Regions from separate parts of the Homo sapiens genome. Here region 2 is linked to region 1. A link is an interaction called in ENCODE POLR2A ChIA-PET data of the cell type or tissue named here. Cell type or tissue: Panc1. All regions are shown on one strand. Each heading gives the region's core, and the rest is flanking DNA. Links, peaks and the distances in the headings are about the cores only.

Evidence for each region. Peaks named below come from ENCODE experiments on the same cell type or tissue, not always from the same donor. Only the 100,000 strongest peaks of a DNase experiment are listed, where the experiment ranks them.
Region 2: POLR2A ChIA-PET joins it to region 1 with 10 read pairs; 3 of 35 experiments call an interaction of 5 or more read pairs at or near these places.

The regions. Positions count from the first base shown.
Region 1 is chr14:66,533,955-66,545,169 of GRCh38, forward strand. All of the region lies in intron 1 of GPHN (gephyrin), which reads left to right. Among named protein-coding and RNA genes, the nearest start is that of GPHN, 31 kb to the left of the region's middle. In Panc1, for the core only: no CTCF peak of the experiment used is centred there; a DNase peak (open chromatin) is centred at 6,185.
Region 2 is chr14:66,600,123-66,611,337 of GRCh38, forward strand. The region is part of intron 1 of GPHN (gephyrin); the gene reads left to right. Among named protein-coding and RNA genes, the nearest start is that of GPHN, 98 kb to the left of the region's middle. RefSeq lists an enhancer at 10,080-10,149. In Panc1, for the core only: no CTCF peak of the experiment used is centred there; no DNase peak of the experiment used is centred there.

The sequences.
Region 1 (11,215 bases), core at 1,294-9,293:
ACCTAGTTAGATGATTTATTTGAGCTTACGTATCTAAATGACTGAGTTGGGGCTAAAATACCTTTCTCCTGGTCTTGGGTATTTTTGAAGAATTATCCAGTGTATCCTTTATTGTAAGAAGATTTTCTCCAAGTATACATCCATATGAATTGCTTGCTGTAGTAGCAATTTTTAAATTTGAGATATAACATGCATATAGTAAAATGTACAGATGTTAATTGTATAGCATGGTGAGTTTTTTATGTGTACAAACTCTTACAATTAACACTCAGATCAAGATGTAGAACATCTCCAGCACTCCAGAAGCCTCTCCTTCATGGTTTTCACAGGTTAACTAATATCCACTTCTCCTGTCACTCCCAAGTAATTATTATTCTGATTTTTATTATCATAGATTAGTCTTTCCTGTTCTTGCACTTCATGTAAAGGGAATGACTTCTTTCGTTTATTATGGTTATGACATTCATCCATGATGTTGGTATACCTTGGTTCTTTTTATTGCTATGTAGTGTTTCATTGAATGAATGGATCATTATTTATTCTTCTGTTAATGGACATTTGAATTGTTTCTAATTTTTGACTTACAAAGAAAACCTGCTATGAATATTCTCGTGTATTTCTTTTTATGAATATATTGTTTCATTTTTAAGAGTATAATTGTTGGATGGTTGTCTTCCAAAGTGGCTGTACCATTTTACATCCCCACCAGCAATGTAGGAGGGTTTGAGTAGTTCTACATTTTTGTCAATATTGTGTATTGTCAGTCTTTTTAATTTCAGTCATTCTGGTCAGTGTGCACTGGCTTCTCCTTTTCATTTCCCAGGCAAATAATGATGGTGATCACCTTTTAATATTAATTTTTGACATATTTTAAAGTTATTCTGTCTTTGTCTTATGGATTTATAGGAATTCCTTATGTATTCTGAATATGAGACCTTTGCATGGCAAATTTCTTCTCCCAGTCTGAGGCTAGTCATTTCACTCTCTTAATAGTGTATTATAATAAATAAAAGTTTTCAATTCTAATGAACCTTAACTTATCAAGTTTGCTTTTTATGGTTTAGTTGGTTTGTTAATGTTTTGTTTAAGAAATCTTTGCCTATTACAGGATCATGAAAATATTCTCCAAAGTTTTCTTTTTGAAATTGTATTACTTTCTTTTTTACTCAAAGCTCTATGATGCATTTCAAATTATCTTATAATGAATGATGTGAGGTAAAAACCAGGAATTTTTAAAATAAAACATAGGATATTCAATTGATTTGGCCCCATTTTTTGAAAAAAAAATTGCCCTTAAACCATTGGATTATAGAACACTTTTGATATAAATCAGGTGAGTCTTACTAGAGTGTATATGCTCTTCCACTGGTCTATTTATGTACAAATACTACCCTGTCTTAATTACTGTAGCTCTATACTAAATCTTGGTATCTGGTGGTATAAGTTCCTTCAATTTTATTTCTTCTTCAACATTTTTTTTTGTGGTGGGTATACTCTATCCTTTGTGTTTCCATATACATTTAGAATCATATTTCAGTGAAAACAAAACTGTTAATATTATGATTGGGATTGCATTGAGGCTATAGATCAATGTGGGGAGAATTGGCATCTTAACAATATAGAGTCTTCTAGTCCATGAACATGGATTATCTATCCATTTACTTGGGTCTTTAAGTTCTTTCAGCAGTATTTTTTGGTTTACAATGTAGAGGTTTCGCATATCATTTGTTAGCGTTATGGCTAGCTATTTTAATGTTTTGAAAGTGCTATTGTAAATGGTATTCGTTATTTAAATTTCATTTTGAATTGTTTAATACATAGAATTACAGTTGTATTTTTATCTTATAAGCAGCAACCCGCTAAATTTGCTTATTTTTAATATTTAATATTTTATAGATTTTTTGTATTTCCTATGCAAACAACCAAATCATCTGAGAATAGTAACTATTTTACTTATTTCTTTCCAGTCTTTATAATTGTTTCTTTGTTTTCCCTTATTGCAATGGCCAAGGCTTCTAGAACAATGTTTAATTGAAATAGTCTCACTCCTAAACTTAGGGGAAAATGTTCAATATTTACCAATTATGATGTTAGTTGTAAGTTTTATAGGTAACCTTTATCAGATTAAAGAAGTTCTTATCTATTCCTAGTTTTCTTTTCTTTTTTGAAAAAAATTTTATAGAGAGAGGGCCTTGCTCTGTTGCCCAGACTGGCCTTGAACTCCTGGCTCAAATGATATTCCCACCTCGGCCTCCCAAAGTGCTGGGATTACAGGTGTGAGCCACTGCGCCCAGTCTGATAGTTTTCTAAATCATGAATAGGTGGTAAACTTTGTCAAATTTTTTGCTTTTGTTGAGATAAATCATATGGTTGTATCCTTAATTCTGTGATGTGGTGAATTACATTGATTGATTTTTAAATGTTAAACCAACTTTATACTCCTAGGATAAACGTTACTTTGTCATAATGTATTGTCCCTTTTATGTACCATTAGATTCAATTTGTTAATATTCTCTTTAGAATTTTTACATCTATTCATGAAAGATATTGGCCTGTAATAGTCCTTTATTATAATATTTTTGTCAGATTTTGTTATCAATGTTTGTTAGCCTTGTAAAAAGAATTGGGAAGTCTCTCTCTGTTTTATTTCAAAGTGTTTGTGATAGATTGATACGTTTCATGTGTACTTGAATTGGGAAGTCTCTCTCTTTTTTATTCTCTGAAAGCATTTGTGATTGATAGATTCATACACTTCATGTGTACTTGAATGTTGATTCTGCAGTCTTTGGTGTTAATGTTCTTTGTCAGTAAGGTCATATTGGTTAATCAAGTTGTTCAAATCTTCAAATGACTGATTTCTTTTTTCCTGTTCTCTCAGTTTTGAGAGTAGTGTCTTAAAATTATAAACTATGACTGTAGTTTTGTTGACTTTTAGTTCTTTCAGTTTTCCCCTCATGTAGTTGGAAGCTCTTACTAGGTGAATTAAAACTTGGCATTGTTATTTTACGGTTGAAATGACCTTTTTGTCATTATGAAATGACCTTCTTTATCTCTGGTAATATTTCTTGCCTTCAAGTCTACTTTTACCTTCTATTAATATAGTCACTCTTTCTTTTCATCAATACTTCCATGGTATGATTTTTTCTTCTTTTTAGTTCAGCCAATCTATATTCTTGTATTTACAGTATATCTCTTGGAAATGTCATATAGTCAGGTCATGTTTGTTTTATCTAGTTTGACAATCTTTGTGCTTTAGTTGTAATAGGTATTCTATTTACATTTAATGTGGTTACTAGTATAGTTGGGCATAAATCTTTTATCTTACTGTTTCTTTTCTATTTGTCCCATCCATACTTTGGGTGTTTAAATTTCTTTCCTGCCTGTATTATTTGTCAGGTTTTCTAAACTCCATTTTGGCTCATTAGCTTTTCAGTTATACATTCTTCTGTGGTTATTTTTTAGTTATCTTAGAGATTTTAATAAATCTTGATTTTTTTTAGTGTATCTTAATGTTTTACCACTTCCCAAACAATGCAAAACTTAGGACAGTTTAACTTTGTTTATTCCCTCCTGCCCTTTGTGCTATTTTTTTCATATTTTATTTCAATATATGATACAAACCACATAATTTTTTTGTAAACAGTTAATATTCTTTTATATTTATCCACATGTGTACCCTTTCTAATGCTCATAATTCATTTTTACAGTTCTTTGCTACCATCCAGGATAATTTTCCTTTAGCCTGAAAAAATTCCTTTAATATTTCTTGTAGTGCCAGTCTCTTTGAGGCAGATTTTCTCAGCTTTTGTCTGAAATCCCTTTATTTTGACTTCTTTTTTGAAGGAAAAACTTATTGGTACAGAATTCTGGGCTGGCATGTGTTGCTGTTTTGAGACAGGGTCTCGCTCTGTTACTGAGGCTGGAGTGCAGTGGTGTGATCATAGCTCACTGCAGCCTCTAACTCCTAGGCTCGAGCGATCCTCCTACCTTATCCTCTCAAGTAGCTGGGAGTACAGGTGGCACCACTGTGCTCAGCTAAATTTTTTGTTTTAGGTTTTGTAGAGATGGGGTCTCACTATGTTGACCAGGCTGGTCTCAAACTCCTGGCCTCAAGCTATCTTCCTGCCTCAGCCTCCCAAAGTGTTGGGATTACAGGTGTGAGCCACCATGTCCAGCCTGAATCTTTTATTCTTATAGCACTTCAGATATGTAATTCCTTTGTTTTTCCTTATTGTTGCTCCTTTAAGGAGTGTGCGTTTTTTTGGCTGCATTTAAGATTTTTATTTTTGTCTTTAGTTCATTAATAGTTTGTATGGTGCCTAGGCATGGGTTTCTTTGCATTTATCATGTTTGGGGTTTGCTGGGTTAATGGTTTTTTTTTTATCAGCCTTGGAAAAATTTGTATTTTATATCTTTATATTTTGCTTCTACCCCAATCTCTCTCTCCTCTAAACTGTGTTAGGCGTTTTGACTGTCCCACATGTCTCATGTGGTTATTCTGTCTTTTCTCTCTGTGGTTCAATTTTGTATTTTTTGTTGAGCTATTTTTTAAACTTACAATTTCTCTCCTCTTCTGTGCCAGGTTGAATAACCTATCCAATAAGTTTTAATAGCTTATTTTCTCAGCTCTAGGAAGTTTTATTATTTTTAAATAGGTTTCCTTTTTTGTTGATTATCTCCATCCTTTTATAAATTTTATTCATTTTTTTTCCTTCCCTTTCATTAGCCTATGGATAATGGCTATTTTAAAGCCATTGTCTCCTAACTCCACTATCAGTGTCATCTCTAGCTTTGCTTTTAGTCTTGATTACAGGTCATTTTTTCTTGTTTTTTTTTTTTCACATATATTGTATGTGAAAAACATACAATATATGTTTTGAAATACAATATATGAAATTAATAAATTTCACATTTATTATATGCTGAAACTTGTAATAATTTATGTAGAGGCTGAAGGTGATATCTTCCACCAGAGATGATTCCCCTTTTTAGTTGTTAGGCCAATTTAATTAGAGTTTTATTAGGGTCAGTCTGCATTGCAGTTTTAGTAAGATTTAGTCTATCTCTGGTTTGTCTCCATTGACATACTCAGATTTTTGATTGAAAGACTGTCAGATTTCTTCTCCACAGCCCTGAAAGACTGCAGGAGATCTAATTCTGTTCTTTAGAGGTTTTGAGATTAGCCCGGTAATCTCTTGGTTTATTTACAGTGCTTTAAATTCATGCAAATGTGGGAGGTCTGTCATGTGTTTTTTGCGGTTTGTCCCCTGTTTCTAGGAAGGCTTTTTTTCTGGTAAGCACTGTAATACTGAGGGAGATTTCACTCTGCCCTTCTAGCACGTCTCCCAGCCTCCTTCATTACTTAGAATTCAGCAAATGTTCCTTTCAACCTTGCATTTGGGGCTTTCTAGTTTTCAGACTACTGCATGAAAAAGCTCAGCTGCTTTCTACTTTCTTTTTTTTTTTTTTTTTTTTTTGAGACAGAGTTTCGCTCTTGTTGCCCAGGCTGGAGTGCAATGGCGTGATCTCGGCTCACTGCAACCTCCGCCTCCCGGGTTCAAGCGATTCTCCTGCCTCAGGTTCCTGAGTAGCTGGGATTACAGCCATGTGCCACTATGGCTGGCTAATTTTGTATTTTTGGTAGAGACGGGTGTTGGTCAGGCTTCGTGTTGGTCAGGCTGGTTTCGAACTCCTGACCTCAGGTGATCTGCTCACCTCGGCCTCCCAAAGTGCTGGGATTACAGGTGTGAGCCACCACGCCCAGCCTGCTTTCTACTTTCACCAGTGGAGTCTTTCTGTCTGGGCCAATCTCAGTTCTCAGTCTCTGTCCAGAATTTTCAAATGCTCCCAGGAAATAAAATAGGAGATGGTTATCTGCACACCTAGGAAGGGCTCTTCTCTTTCTAGAATTTCAGTTCATCTACTTCTTGTTCTTTCATAAGCACTCTGGTGTCTTAAAAATTGGATTGAAATTCATCTTTTTCTAGTTGTTGAAGCATTAAAATAACTGCTGTCCTTAAAGTTTGAAACAGCAAAATCTATTTGTTTTTCTGATTATAAAAGTAATACACAATGTATTGTGTACTTCTGCTAAGTTATGCTGCATAACAAATGACCTCTATTTCAGCAGCTCACAACAACAATTGCTTATTTTTGCTCTTGCTTCATGTTGGCTGAAGGTTGGCAGTGGCTCTGCTCGTGCTCCACATATCTTCTAATTCTGAGATCCAGGCTAGAGAACAACTTCTATTTGGGCCATGCTGTTCTTGTAACAGAGGGAAAAAAGAAAATGATTTGGCAGGAATACACAGTGGCTCTTAAAACTTCTGCTTGGATGTTTGTTTATATACCATTGGCCAAAGCAAACCAGTGGCCAAGGCCAAAGTCAGTGGAGCAGGGATGTTACTCTTATGGGAGTGCTGTCAGTTACATAGGAACAGGTGTGGATGATGCTCCTTTTGAAGGAAAGTGGAGTGAATAATTACAAATTGTGATAGAATCCACCACACATGCTAATTGAAAATAAATTAAATAGAGATGTATAATGTTTATAGTAGAATTCTTCCTTCTGTCTTCCGTGATAATCAGTGATGATACTTTGGTGTATGTTCAGGACTGAAACCTTCTTATTGTGCTAACTTGATGGTTTCTTTAAAAATAATAGTCTTGACATAAATTATGAATAAGACTTGTTTTTTTAGCCATATACTCAGAAGAACACTAGAGTTCTCCAACTGGCTACGCTTAGTTCTTGCTTTGCCAGGTAGTCCCACGCTTACTATAATGTTCAATTTAGAGTTCTAAGTATAAAATATTTTTACTTATTTATTTATTTTTGTGACAGAGTCTTGCACTGTTGTCCAGGCTGGAGTGCAGTGGTGTGATCTCGGCTCACTGCAGCCTCCACTTCCTGGGTTCAAGTGATCCTCACGCCTCAACCTCCTGAGTAGCTGGGATTACAGGTGTGAGCCATGGTGCCTGGCTAATTTTTTTTTCTTTTTTTCCTTTTCTGAGACGGAGTCTCCCACTGTCACCCAGGGTGGAGTGCAGTGGCACGATCTTGGCTCACTGCAACCTCTGCCTCCCGGGTTCAAGTGATTCTCGTGCCTCAGCCTCCTGAGTAGCTGGAATTACAGGTGTGAGCCATCAAGCCTGGCTAATTTTTGTAATTTTAATAGATACAGGGTTTCTCCATGTTGGTCAGGCTGGTCTTGAATTCCTGGCTTCAAGCGATCCACCCACCTTGGCCTCCCAAAGTCCTGGGATTGCAGGTGTGAGCCGCTGCACCCAGCCTGAAATATCTTTAACACAAGTTTGGGTCTGATCCATGGCATGTTAGTGTCATCACTTTTTCATTCTCTGAGAGAAAGATAAGAAAAATGGAATTCTAAGATTTTGTAAAGGATATGTGTTTTTAAGGGAGAAGGTACTAGAAATAATAAAAGTCAAGAACCAAAAGTTCTTAGGTCAATTATTTTGACCTAAATATATTTCACAATAGAGGTTCAAGTGGGTTAACTAGACTCCCTGTTAGAACAAAAATACCTATGAAGAAGGTTAAGTTTATATAGTCATTTATTTGTATAAATATTTTTCTATTCAGAGCAATTCTTAGTGGTTCAGATTTTTATGAAGGAGATCGATCTGCAGAGAAATGTGAAAGTGATTTTGTACAAATGGTGGGATATGGCAAGATTCAGTATCATTTGGAAGTTTGGACACTGACAGGCTCTGAGCATTGGACACTGAGGGAGAGGGAGGTACACGAGGCCTGGTAAAATAGTTTAACTTTTAGTTTTGCATTAGGTTCATCCTTTTGGAGGTTAGTATGCCGATGAAAAACAAATTCACAGAGCAGCTTGGTGCTGTCAGTACCATGGACAGAATGATGTGAATGAGACACATCTGGATTTAGATTCTGTTCCATTTGTGTCATTCATATGCTTTGTGATTTGGGCAACTTAATTAAGTCTTGTTTATGACACAGATGATAATTAACGTATTGATCTTAGCATCTTTTAAGTGTTCCTTTGTTCCTTGAGTCATCACTTTCTCTTCTGTCCAACTTAAATTTTATAGTATTTTGTTATCTATGATTTGCATTCTCAACTTCCTTGCATATACCCTCAGCTTTCTTGTCTCACTCTCACTTAAGTCCAGCTTAAATCCAGCCATTTTTAAACTTTAAGTTAGTATCTGTTAGTGTCTAAATTAGCAGCTATATACGTCGAGAGGAAAATGCAGAATCATGCTGACTAGTTTTACTTAAATTCATGGTCACAAATATCAAGTATCAAGTGAGTCCTTAATACTACCTGGCATTCATATTGTATTTTCCTAGATTGTTTATTCTTCTATTTTCTTAGATGACTTATTTAATGTTTTCTCTCATCAGACCTTCCAACATCTCATCCTCAATCTCTCAGCTGATGATTTTGGTTCCTACCTCACTGAGAAAATTGAAGCCATCAGAACAGAACTTGCATAGACTCCTTTTACTCTGTCTACCCATCTACCACCATCTCCATCCATATAACCTATCTTTCTACCCATTATTCTTTACTTTTCTATAACCAATCCCTTCGTTTGTGCATTAGAATCTATTTCCTAATGGCTTCTTAGGGACATTGCTCCAGCAGTTCTCCACTCTCACTCCTATGTCATAAAGTTTTTTCATACTGCATCACTACCACATGAAGACAAACCTACTGCTACCTCTGTCTTTAAACCTTCTTTTGTTTGACACTACTTCCCTTACCAGATAACAGTTATTTGCTTTCCAATTGCAGCAAACTCCTTGAAAGGATTATCTGTGCTCAATGACTCTAATTTCTTTCTTCCTGTTTCCTTTTAAATCCAGTATAATTAGGCTTCTGCCATTATCACTTTTGTTAGTCCATTCTCGCATTGCTATAAAGAAATGCCTGCGACTAGGTAATTTATAAAGAAAAGAGGTTTAATTGGCTCACGATTCTGCAGGCCATACAGGAAGCATAGTGACTGAGGCCTCAGGAAACTTACAATCAGGGCGGAAGGCAAAAGGAAAAAAGGCACATTTTACATGGCCAGAGCTGGAGGAAGAGAGAGAGAGTGGGGGGAGATGGTACACACTTTTAAACAACCAGATCTCCTTACAACTCTGTCAGTATACAGTACCAAGGGGGGTTGGTGCTAAAATTAATTCATGAGAACTATACCCCTGTGATCCAATCACCCCCTACCAGGCCCCACCCCCAGCATTGGGGATTACATTTCAACATGAGATTTGGATGGGGACACAGATCCAAACCATATCATCACTGAATTGAAACTACTCTTGATAAGGTCACCAATGATCTTCATATTGCTAAATCTCAAGTTAATTTCTCAATAGTCATCATTTCTCTTGACTTAGCAACATTTGATTTAGTTGATCATTCCTTCTTATACATACTTTTTTTTCACATGACTTCTGGGATGTTATACTTTAAAAAAATCTTCTGCACTCACTTTCTTGATGATCGTGACTGTAAATACCAAGTATGTGCTTACAACTCCTAAATTTATGTACCTGTTTAAGAAACTATTCCTGAATTGTACACATATATACACCTATGTCTGTATCTACTTGACATTACTATTTGGGTGTCTTAGTGACTTAATTAATATATTCCAAATACTGATTCCCTGCCTAACACTTGCTCTTCCTAGAGTATTTGTCAGTTAGTAAATGTCTACTCTTTTTCTAGTTGGGGCTATCCTTGAGACTTCTCTTGCTTTCTCCCACAGCCAACTTATCATCAAAATGACGATCAAACCATGAAAACATATCCCAGATGTGTCAATTCCCCACCACTTTCACTGCCATTACCCTGGTTCAAACCACCATTATCTCTCACCTGGATTACTATAGTAACCTCCTATCTTGTCTCTCAGTTACCCTTTTACACATCCTTTTGCAGTCTTTTCCAAACAGCCTGAGTGATCCCTTCAAAAAGTAAGTGAAATATTTTACTACTTTGCTGAGGACTCTCCAGTGGCTCTTCATTTCACTCAGTTTAAAAGCCACTGGCCTAAAAGGGCGTATAGGATCTGACCACCTGTTAGTTTTTTCTGTGTTACCTTTCTACTTTTATTCTTTTCTTTAGTCTTTCCACTTCTATTCTTTTCTTTAGTCTCTCCACTTCAGCCACACTGACCTCATTGCTGTTCCTGGTACATGCAGATGGGCTTTCACCTTAGGATTTGTGCACTGATGATTCTCTCTGCCTAGAATACTCTTTCCTCAGGAGTCACATGACCAAATTCCCTCAAATGTCACCTTCTCAAACGACTGTAATTAAAATTACAGCCTCTTCTCCTTTTCACATACACCCTTCCCCTATATACTCCTAATCCTCTTTGCCTGTTCTGTTTCTTTCCTATAGCATTTATTGCTGTTTAAGGTAATTCTTAATTTATGTATTGTGTTAACATTTGTCTTTCTCCTCGTTTGAATAAGTTTCACTTGTTAGAAGGGCAGGATTTTCATCTATTAGGTTTGTTTACCGATATATTTCAAGTACCTAGAATAGTGCCTTGCACATTGTAAGTGCCCAATGAATATTTGTTGAATGAAAGAAGAATGCAAGCCTTTCTTTTTTTCTTTTTTTTTTTTTAATTTATTTATTTTTTATTGATCATTCTTGGGTGTTTCTCACAGAGGGGGATTTGGCAGGGTCACAGGACAATAGTGGAGGGAAGGTCAGCAGATAAACAAGTGAACAAAGGTCTCTGGTTTTCCTAGGCGGAGGACCCTGTGGCCTTCCGCAGTGTTTGTGTCCCTGGGTACTTGAGATTAGGGAGTGGTGATGACTCTTAAGGAGCATGCTGCCTTCAAGCATCTGTTTAACAAAGCACATCTTGCACCGCCCTTAATCCATTTAACCCTGAGTGGACACAGCACATGTTTCAGAGAGCACAGGGTTGGGGGTAAGGTCACAGATCAACAGGATCCCAAGGCAGAAGAATATTTCTTAGTACAGAACAAAATGAAAAGTCTCCTGTGTCTACCTCCTACTACACAAACACGGCAACCATCCGATTTCTCACTCTTTTCCCCACTTTCTACTCCACAAAACCGCCATTGTCATCATGGCCCGTTCTCAATGAGCTGCCGGGCACACCTCCCAGACGGGGTGGTGGCCGGGCAGAGGGGCTCCTCACTTCCCAGTAGGGGCGGCCGGGCAGAGGCGCC
Region 2 (11,215 bases), core at 1,242-9,241, 66 kb after region 1:
CATCATTATTCTTCAGTGTGTTTGATTTGTACAGTTTTCTGTGCAGTTTTGTGAAGTTTTGGGGCCAATGTTATATATCTGTTATATAAAAATAATTTGGAAATTTTCTTCCTTTTTAAAACCTAGTCCTTATTTTTATTTTATTCAGGCACTGTTTTAACAGATGATCAAGTACCTACCATGTGCTATTAACAATAAAATTGTAATGGTAGTTAATAGTTCCTTAGCTCTTAACTATATATTTGTCAGTATTCTAAGTACAGTTGATTCTCACTGCTTGAAGTAGATTTGTTCTGTGACGTAGCAGTGAATAATAAATTAGCTCTTACTGGAATTACAATGTTAGGTTCCTGTAAGCCTCTGGTCACAACATTTTTGTTCACCTATCAATACGTAACTTTTAAAAAATGTGTATTTCTGTTTAAAGACAACTTATTTAAAATATGTATTGTTGATTCATTAATATTGAACTCATGTCCCACAGCAGTATGACTCATGCCTGAAGGAAGCTTTTGTAACACACATATTTTCTCCTTAAGGCATATCACAGGCGTCTTGTGCTTAGGAACACTAGATAGCACTTGGGCATTCTAAATAGCCAAATCATCAACAAAAAGCACAAAAATGAGAACATTGTTGCACTTAATAGACTGTGAAAAGAATAATCCTTTATAGTATGAGAGCAGAAACAAAGCAGAGCATTTGTTCAGTTTCAGCTGATAGGATGCAAATCAGGTGACTCAAAATTCTCCTCCTCCTGCACATTTCCACAAATTATTGCCAAAGTGCTACGAATATTGATGTTGGGATACAAATAAATTTTATTGAGTAGACAAATTCATAAATGCGGAATCTGTGGATGAGGATTGATCGTATTTCTTTGTATTTAATATGTGTTCATTTATTGGTCATAGCAATCCTATGAGGTAGGTATTATAACACATACTATACAATAAAGAGGTTAAGTTCCTTGTACAGTGTTGAACAATCAATGAGTGTTTGAGGACACCACCAAAGTAGTATAACTGATACCAAGACATGTTGTTTACCCTTAGGAGCTATTTCTATCTAAAAGCGTTAAAGGTGTTTTGCTCAAATAACTAAATTTAAGGTAGTTTGAAATAAGTAGCATAAGTGTAGTGCTACCAAGATGTAGTGGATATTCAGAGGGAAGATTATTTTGGAGACCACGGAAAGGCTTTAGGTGATGGTTTCTAAATGGAGGCTTTTAGAATCAATAAGATTTCATCAAGTTGGCTTATGAGGATGTAGGAGATGAACTATTTCAGAAGGTACTCATTTTTTACATCAAATACGTTCAATGATTCTAGTCTTTTGGGAATAGGAAAGTGATGGTGAAGGGGCAACCTCTTTAGTTTTCAGTTTTCGGGATTCATATACTCACTCTATGACCATTTTTTCCAGTACTATTTAAAAATTTATTCTGCCTTTGTAATACTGGGAACTAAAGCATAGCACCATTAATTGGAAGTCTTAAAGATGAACAAGGCAATGTTTTAATGTAAATGTATGATTTTCTTATTATGGAAGAAGAAAAACCAATAATAGATTGACATTTGTGCAATAGGACTGCAAATAGTGGGTGTTTTGTGGGAGAAAAAATTGTTTCCCAATTTTTTGGGAAAAATTCAAGTAAATATTAAAAATTGCTGAAATACAAAGATTTTCCCCCATATACAATACTTTTGTAATATACTCATCATGTTTTTCAATGCATCTCATTAGCCATACCTCTTAACTGCATTGTAAAAACCAAAAAATTAAGAGGGAATATTTTAAACCAAATATTCTAACTTCAATAGGCATCATAGTGATTATCATTTCAGATTTGGTGTCCTTGTAACTGGGCTGATTTATCATAGGTGGTGGATGTGTAAACTTACCTGTGTATGATCTTGTTGAGGGCAAGAATTGTGGCTTTTCATTTTTTGCGTTTCTGATAACCAGCAAAGTTCCTATCACATAGAAAGCCCTCAGGAAATGTTACTGCCTACCTAAATGAATACTCCAAAACCCTTTATGACTAATAATTTCTATGTAAATATTGTAGATTGTGTTGATCAGTGTTCTTCCATTCTATGTATTAATGTTTTATTTTCAGTGCAACACTGTGAGAGTGATCAAAGTGCAAAAATCCTGTCCTTATATTTAGCTTTATAATCAGAAAACACCATACTAATCCATAATTTTTTTTCACACCATTGGCCTGCTTTTCTTTTTATTGTTAGTTTTGTTTTTATTGTCAGAGAATGTTAGGTAATTTCCCAGCATAACTTTCTCAAGAATATATTTCCTCATTACTGCAGTGAATAACTCAGTGATGTGAAATTAGAAGATAACCTATTCTGTTTCAGCACCAGTGCTTTGACACATATAACTTGAAATGTGAATACGAATTTTGTTTTTTCATGTTAAAGGATTCAATTTTTCATCAGTTACTTAGATCTTCATAAAATCTGAAGTTAGGAAGGAACTTTACTAATTATTAAGTCCTATTCCATTTTAATGCCTGCAATAGTAAATGTTTATTTATGATAAAACTCTGATTAGGTAGTAGGGAAAATTCAAGGTCAAAAGTACAAATTTCTACCAAACTAAAGAAAGAATATGTTAATATGACTTGCAAGCTTGGATTCATATATATTAAGGAGGGGGGTGGAAGATGACAGTTTTAAGAATCACATAGTGTTCAACAAAAAGCCAATAAAAAGTCCTCTCTGTGCCAAGAGTTATTGAACATTTTGAAATAAGAGTTATAAATTAATTCATATATTTCAATATTATCAACATTTGCTCTTGGTCAAGTTCCCCTCCTCTCCCAAGAAGAGATTGTTTTTTGATCCAGTGTTCAATTTTGGTTCTCTCCGTTAAACATATCAAGCTTACAAGACTAAGATAGGTGTCACTGAGAATGTATTTTATTAAAAACAATTGAAAAAATTGTATTCTTAAACATGGGATCATATTTGGAGTCTTGGTGTCTATGAAATCCTCCTGGTACAAAATTTATATATGGATAAAAACTAAAACAGTAGGATTTTGAAATCTTTTAACTTTTAGATTACAAAAAGAATATGGGAAATACAGAAACACACAAGAAGCAAGTTTTAAAATCCCTGTAATCCCTCTATCCAGAAATAGTAATATTTTGATGTATACATTTTCAGGGTTTTTTTGTGTGTGTGTGGTGTATGCACACACATCTATACTATTTTACAAACTTTGAATCATACCGTACGAACACTTTTGTTCCTTGCTTTTTTCAACTTTGTGAACATTTTCCTATGCCACCAAAAATTTAGTTCAAAGTCATTTAAAATGGTTATATAATTTTCCACTGAATGCCTGTATCATAAGTGATCTTCAGCAGTAGGACATTAGATATATAGATATATCCAGTTTTCAATTATGAACTGTTATGCTAAGTATTTTTATGTAGCTTTTTATACACAATTCCTATTTTTGTATGGTGAAGGGAATGGGATTTTAATTCTTATATTGAATGTACCTTGCAACTATACTTCTGTTTTATCTTAGATATTATCAAATGATATATTTAAATATTTATCTTGGTAAATAAATACTTGATAAGTTAGGTCACTTTTGTCACAAACAAAATTTTTAATTTTTTATTCTATTTCTACATAGGTCAGTTGTAGTTGTAATGAAGGAATCATAATTCCTCAAATCTAAAAATTAGAAAGATGGAAACTGATATTTCTTCACATTTAATAGTTTGATTATACATCTTATGATTAATGTTAGTATTATCTGAGACAAATATTTCACTGTCCTTTATGTAAAGTTCTTTATGTACATTGTCCACTATGACAAAATATGTCTCTTAATTTAGGTCTTGGGGAATGAACACTTGTTTTTAATATTAGCCTATCAGAGTAAGCACTTTAATTGGATTAGCTCATTTAATTCTCATAACATTGCATGAACTATAGGTAGCATTTTATCCTATTTTATACATGAGGAATTCTGACTCATAGAGTCCTCATGTGTCATAGAGTCCTTTGTAGAGCTGCAAAGTATAGGCAGTAATATAGGTGGTAGTATCATGATTGATTTGTAGGAACTCTGTTACTGGCACCTGCATTTGTAAACATCTACAGCAGGAATGTATGCCATTTAATGCTTTTGTTTTTTTTCTTCTACTCTAATTGAAGATTATTTTCCAAAGTTATTCTCTTAACAAAAATTGAAAAATATACTATATAGAATATGTATATAGATATTTGTATGCATATGTATGTGTACGCATTCGGGTATGAATAGAAATCCACAAACCTAACTGAATAGTTGCTTTGCAGACACTTGGTTATGAAACACTATCCACTGACCGAAATATTTTTTCTGGCTATAATTTTGGAGTATAATTAAAATATAAACTTGTAAGTTCCTCTTTTTAAAAAGATACTTTAGAAAAACAGATTTTACTCTTTTCATTAGAAAAATATTCCAATATGTAACAGTATATATACTCAGAAATGCATATGTCTGATTTAAAATGATTTATTCTTTAGTTTTAAGCCTATGTATATATTTTAAAAATAATTTCTTATTTTAGGTTCGGGGGTACATGTACAGATTTGTTACATGGGTATATTGCATGATGCTGAGGTTTGGGATATAGATGATCCTGTCACCCAGGTACTGAGCATAATATCTGATAGGTAGTTTTTCAGCCCATTTCCCCCTCCCTCCCCCCTCCCTCCTTTAGACAACTCTAAATGTCTATTGTTCTCATCTTTCTGTCCATATGTATTCCGTTATTTAGGTCACGCTTACAAGTGAGAACATACAGTATTTGGTTTTCTGTTCCTGTGTTAATTAGGATAATGGCCTCCAGCCACATCCATGTTGCTGCAAAGGACACATTTCAGTCTTTTTATGGCTGCGTAGTATTCCATGGTGTATATGTGCCACATTTGCTTTATCGACTCTACCATCGATGGGCACCTAGGTTGATTCCATATCTTTGCGATCGTGAATAGTGATGCAGTGAACATATCGGTGCATATGTCTTTTTTTAGGATAATTTATTTGCCTTTGGGTATATACCCAGTAATGGGATGGCTGGGTCAAACAGTAGTCCTGTTGTAAGTTTTTGAGACATCTCTCAACTGCTTTCCACAGTGGCTGAACTAACTTGCATTCCCACCAAGAGTGTATATGTGTTCCCTTTTCTCCCCAGGCTTGTCAGCATTTATTATTTTTTGACTTTTTAATAATCACCATTCTGACTGGTGTAAGATGGTATATTGTTGTAGTTTTGATTTGCATTTCTCTGATGATTAGTGATGATGAACATTTTTCATTTATTTCTTGGCCACTTACAATGTCTTCTTTTGATAAGTGTCTATATCCTTTGCCGATTTTTTTTTTTTTTTTTTTTGAGACGGAGTCTCACTCTGTCGCCCAGACTGGAGTGCAGTGGCAGGATCTCAGCTTACTGCAATCTCTGCCCCCCAGGTTAACACCATTTTCCTGCCTCAGCCTCCCGAGTAGCTGGGAGTATAGGTGCCTGCCACCAAGCCCGGCTAATTTTTTCTATTTTGTTTAGTAGAGACGGGGTTTCACTGTGTTAGCCAGGATGGTCTCGATCTCCTGACCTCTTGATCTGCCCGCCTCGGCCTCCCAAAGTGCTGGGATTACAGGTGTGAGCCACCGCACCTGGCCCCATTTTTTAAAGGAGTTATTTGTTTTTTGCTTGTTGATTTAAGTTTCTTATAGATTCTGGATATTAGACCTTTGTCAGATGCATAGTTTGTGAATATTTTCTCCCATTCTCTAGGCTGTTTACTGTTGATAATTTATTTTTCTGTGCAGAGCTATTTAGTTTAATTAGGTCCCACTTGTCAATTTTCATTTTTGTTGCAATTGCTTTTGGGGACTTAGTCATAAATTCTTTGCCAAACCTGATGTCAAGAAGTGCATTTCCTAGGTTTTCTTGTAGGATTTTTGTAGTTTGAGGTCTTATCTTTACATCTTTAATCCATCTTGGGTTAATTTTTGTATGCGGTGAAAGGTAGAGACTAGCTTCATTCTTCTGCATGTGGCTAGACAGTTATCCCAGCACCATTTATTGAACAGGGAGTCCTTTCCTCATTGCTTCCTTTTGTTGACTTTGTTGAAAATCAGATGGTTATGGGTGTATGGCTTTATTTCTGGGTTCTTTGTTCTGTTCCATTGGTCTATGTGTCTGTTTTTGTACCAGTCCCGTGCTATTTTGGTTACTATAGCCTTATAGTATAGTTTGAAGTCAGGTAGTGTTCTTTTTGCTTAGTATTGCCTTGGCGATTTGGGATCTGCTTTTGTTCCATGTGAATATTAGAATAGGCTTTTCTAATTTTGCAAAAAATGATGTTGGTAGTTTGATAGAAATAGCATTGAATTTATAAATTGCTTTGACCAGTATGGCCATTTTAACAATATTGATTCTTCCAATTCATGGGCATGGAATATATTTCCATTTATTTGTCTTGTCTCTCATTTATTTCAGCAGTGTTTTGTAGTTCTTGTAGAGATCTTTCACCTCTTTGGTTAGATGTATGCATAGGTTTTTGCTATTGGAAATTGGTGTGTGTTCTTGATTTGGCTCTCAGGTAGAATGTTTTTGGTGTATAGAAGTGCTATTGATTTTTGTACATTGATTTTGTATCCTTATTTATCAGTTCCAGGAGCCTTTTGGCAGCATCTTTAATGTTTTCTAGGTATGGAATCATATCATCACTGAAGAGAGGTAATATGACTTCCTTTCCTATTTGAATGTATTTTATTTCTTTCTTTTGTCTGATTATTCTGACTAGCACTTTCAGTACTATGTTGAATAGGAGTGTTGAGAGTGGGCAGCCTTGTCTCATTCTAGTTCTCAAGGAGAATGACTCCGGCTTTTGCCCATTCAGTATGATGTTGGCTGTGGGTTTTTCATTGTGAGAATGAATAATAAGAATGAATAAGGTTTTTCATTCTTATTATTGTGAGGTATGTTCCTTCGAAGCCTTGTTTGTTGAGGGTTTTTATCATAAAGAGATGTTGGATTTTGTAGAAAGCTTTTTCTTGTCTATTGAGATGATCATATGCTTTTTGTTTTTGATTCTGTTTATGTGGTGAATCACATTTATTGATGTGCATATGTTGAACCAACCCTGCATCCAAGAATACAGCCTACTCGATCATGGTGAATTAACTTTTTAATGTGCTGCTGGATTCATTTCGCTAGTTTTTTTTTGTATTTTTGTGTTTTTTTTTGTTTTTTTAGGGTTTTGTGTTTGTGTTCATTTGGGATATTGGCCTGAAGTTTTCTTTTTTGTTGTGTCTTTGCCAGATTTTGGTATCAGGATAATTCTGGCCTTGTAGAATGAGTTAGGGAGCAGGGGGAGTCCCTCCTCCTCAATTTTTTTGAATATTTTCAGTAGGATTGGTGCCAGTTCTTATTTGTATGCCTGGTAGAATTCAGTGTGAATCCTTCTAGTCCATGGCTTTTTTTTTGTTGGTAGGTTTTTAATTACTGACTCAAATTTGGAACTTGTTATTGGTCTTTTCAGGTTTTCACTTTCTTCCTGGTTCAATCTTTGGAGGTTGTGTGTTCCCATAAATTTATTTCCTCTAGATTTCTTATTTGTGTTCATAGAGATGTTCATAATAGTCTCTGAGGATGTTTTGTATTTCTGTGGGATCAGTTGTAATGTCATCTTTGTCATTTCTGTTTGTGCTTATTTGGATCTTCCCTTTTTCTCCTTTGTTAATCTAATGAGAAGTCTGTCAATCTTTTTTATTCTTCCGATAAACCTACTCTTCTTTCCATTGATCTTTTGTATGGATTTTTGTGTCTTAATTTAATTCAGTTCTGATCTTAATTATTTCTTTTCTTTTATTAGCTTTGTGGTTTTTTTTTTTTTTCTAGTTCCTCTAGGTACAAAGTTAGATTGTTAATTTGAGATCTTTCTAATTTTTGATGAATGCATTTGGCACCGTAAACTTTCCTCTTAACATGCTGTAGTTCCATCCCAAAGATTTTGTTAATATGTGGTTCTGTTTTTGTGAATTTCGAATAGTTTTTTGGTTTCTGCCTTCATTTCATTATTTCCCCAAAACTTATTCAAGAGCAAATTCCTTCCTTTTCATGTATATGTGTAGCTTTGAGAGATCTTCTTGGTGTTGGTTTTTGTTTTTATTGCACTGTGATGTGAGAACGTGCTTAATATGATTTTGATTTTTTTGAATTTATTGAGACTTGCTTTATGACCAAAACATTTGGTTGATCTTAGAATATGTTTCTTATGCAGATGAGAGAAATGTATATTATGTGATTTTGGGTGGACTATTCTATAGATGTCTATTAGGTCCCATTGGTGGACTGTCAAGATTAAGTCTGGAATTTCTTTGTTAGTTTTCTTCCTCAGTGATCTGTCTAATCCTGTCACTGGGGAGTTGACATCTCCCAGTATTATTATGTGGCTATTGAGGTCTTTTTCTAGGTCAAAAAGGACTTGTTTTATGAATCTGGATGCTCCAATGTTGGGTGTGTATAGACTTAAGGTAGTTAAGTCTTCTTGTTGAATGGAACCCTTTGCCACTATGTAATACCCTTGTTTGCCCTTCTTAATTGTTTTCAGTTTAAAGTCTGCCTTATCTGATATTAGAATTGCAACTCCTGCTCTTTATTGTTTTCCATTTGTATGGCAGTTCTTTTTCCCTTTAATTTTGAGGCTTTCGGTATTGTTACATGTGAGATGCATCTTCTTGAAGACAGCAGACAGTTGGATCTTGTCTTTTTGTCCAGCTTGCCATCCTATGCCTTTTAAGTGGGTCTTTATTCCATTCACATTCTGGGTTGGCATTGATATGTGAAGTTTTGATACAGAAATTGTGTTTTTAGCTGGTTGTTTTGTAGAGTTGTTTGCATAGCTGCTTTATAGTGTCTATGGGCTATATGCTTAATTGTGTTTTTGTGGTATCAGATACTGTTCTTTTACTTTCATGTTTAGCACTCCCTTATGGACTTTTTATAAGGCTGGTCTAGTGGTTACAAATTCTTAGCATTTGAAGCTTACTTTGGTGGGATATGAAATTCTTCATTGGAATTTATTCTTTTTAAGGCTACTGAAAATTGGTTTCCGATCTCTTCTGGCTTGTAAGTTTCTGCTGAGTAGCCCGCTACTATCCTGATGGGGTTTCCTTTATAAGTGACCTGACTCATCTCTCTAGCTGCCTTTAAGATTTTTTCTTTAACATCGGCCTTGGTGAATCTGATGTCTGTGTGTCTTGGGGATGGTCATCTTGTATAAAACTCACAAGAGTTTTCTGTATTTCTTGAATTTGCATGTTGATATCTCTAGTGAGATTGGGGTATTTTTCATAAACTGTATCTTCAAATATGTTTTCAAAGTTGTTTTCTCTCTCAGGAATGCCAATGAATCCTAGGTTTGGTCTCTATATAATCCCATATTTTTCAGAAATTTTTTTCATTTTTAAAATATTCTTTTTTCCTTATTTTTGTCTAAGTTGAATTGAAAGAACTAAACTGGTCTTCAAGCTCTGAGCTTCTTTTCTCAGCTTAGTCTATTCTGCTGTAAATGCTTCTGATTGTACTATGAAGTTCTTGTAGTGAATTTTTCAATTTTAGAAGTTCAGTTCGGTTCTTTTTAAAAATGGCTATTTTGTCTTTCAGCTCTTGGATAGTTCTACTGGATTCCTTTGATTCCTTGAATTGGTTTCACCTTTCTCGTAAAGCCATTGAACTTCCTTGTTATCTAGATTCTGAATTGTCTGTCATTTCAGTCATTTCAATCTGGTTAAGATCTATTGCTGGGGAGCTTCTGCACTCTTTTGGAAAGAAGAGGACAGTGACTTTTTGAATTGTTAGAGTTCTTTTGCTGATTCTTTTTCATCTGAGTGGGCTGGTGTTCCTTTAACTGTGGTATAAGTTGAGTATACTCAATTGGCTTCTTTTCTAAGTGTTTTCAGAGGGCCAAGACTCTGTACAGGATTTTTATTTGTGAGTAGATTCTTTCCCTGGGTTTCACAGATGATGTATATTGGCAGAATATTTTTGGTGTTGTAATTTGGTCTGTCAACCAGTAGATGGTGCTTAAGTATAATGGCCGATAGATAGGCTTTGGCTCTGACTTGTCGCTCTTTTGTATTTCAGCAAGTTTAGAGCACCGCTGTCTTCCCTAGGAGCCATTCAGTGGCAGGAACTAGCCCTCACATTCGGAAACCCCACACAGGTTTCCCAGTTTCCTCTCTCTTCACCCTCAGTGTCTATGTTGCCTTTGAACTCTTGGTGTTTCCTCTCTGAAGATTTGTTCAAAGTATGTTTGTTTACTTGATATTTTGGTCTCTCTTGGTGGCATAGGCACTTCCTGGCTGTGTCTAGTCAGCCATCTTGTCTTCTGTGCCCTCTCAAATCCTTCTTCAAGCCAGTATTTTTGTTATTGCCATTGAAATAGACAATAATTGTCCTAATGTTAAGGAAAAATTTATTCAGTGATACTTGTTAAAGTACATTAAGGAAGACTTTATTTAGGGTCATTGCGATAGATGTAAGGACCACTGACATGGGATTTTACAGTGAGGGAGAGAGACTCACAATACAACATGGGCAAGTGGGAATTTATAGCCAATGAGAAGGGATGGAGAGTTAGTAGATAGAAAATTACTAAAAGGAAATATCAGACTTAAAAGGTGATTCTGGCTAAACTCACCTAGAAGGATTTTTTTCTGAAGACAGGCCAAGATAATCAGACATCTCCTGGGGATGGTGGGGAATGAAGAATGCAATTAGATATCCAGGGTGATCAGTTATCAATGTTTTTGCTGTACTGACTTAGCAGAGTTTTTTGCTAAAACTGAATTTTACAAGAAAGTGCACAGATGGGCCTAGGAGAAGGCTTGGTCAAGCAAATAATCTTCATCAGTTATAAAGCCCTTCACATAATAAAAGCGGCTTTAATAATTGTGAATTTAACCTTGCATAGAAATTTTTCAAATAAGAAACTAATATACTTCAAGAATATGCAGGGGATTTTTTACTAGTAATTTAGTTACATGTTTCCCTCTTTTTGTTCGTTAGAAGTTACATGAGGGCAGTTATGACTTCTGTTCACTAAGGTTAATTCCATTGAATACATACAAAGCATTATTTTCAAGGCCAAGGCCATTGGTAGTGGTGGTAGGGGCT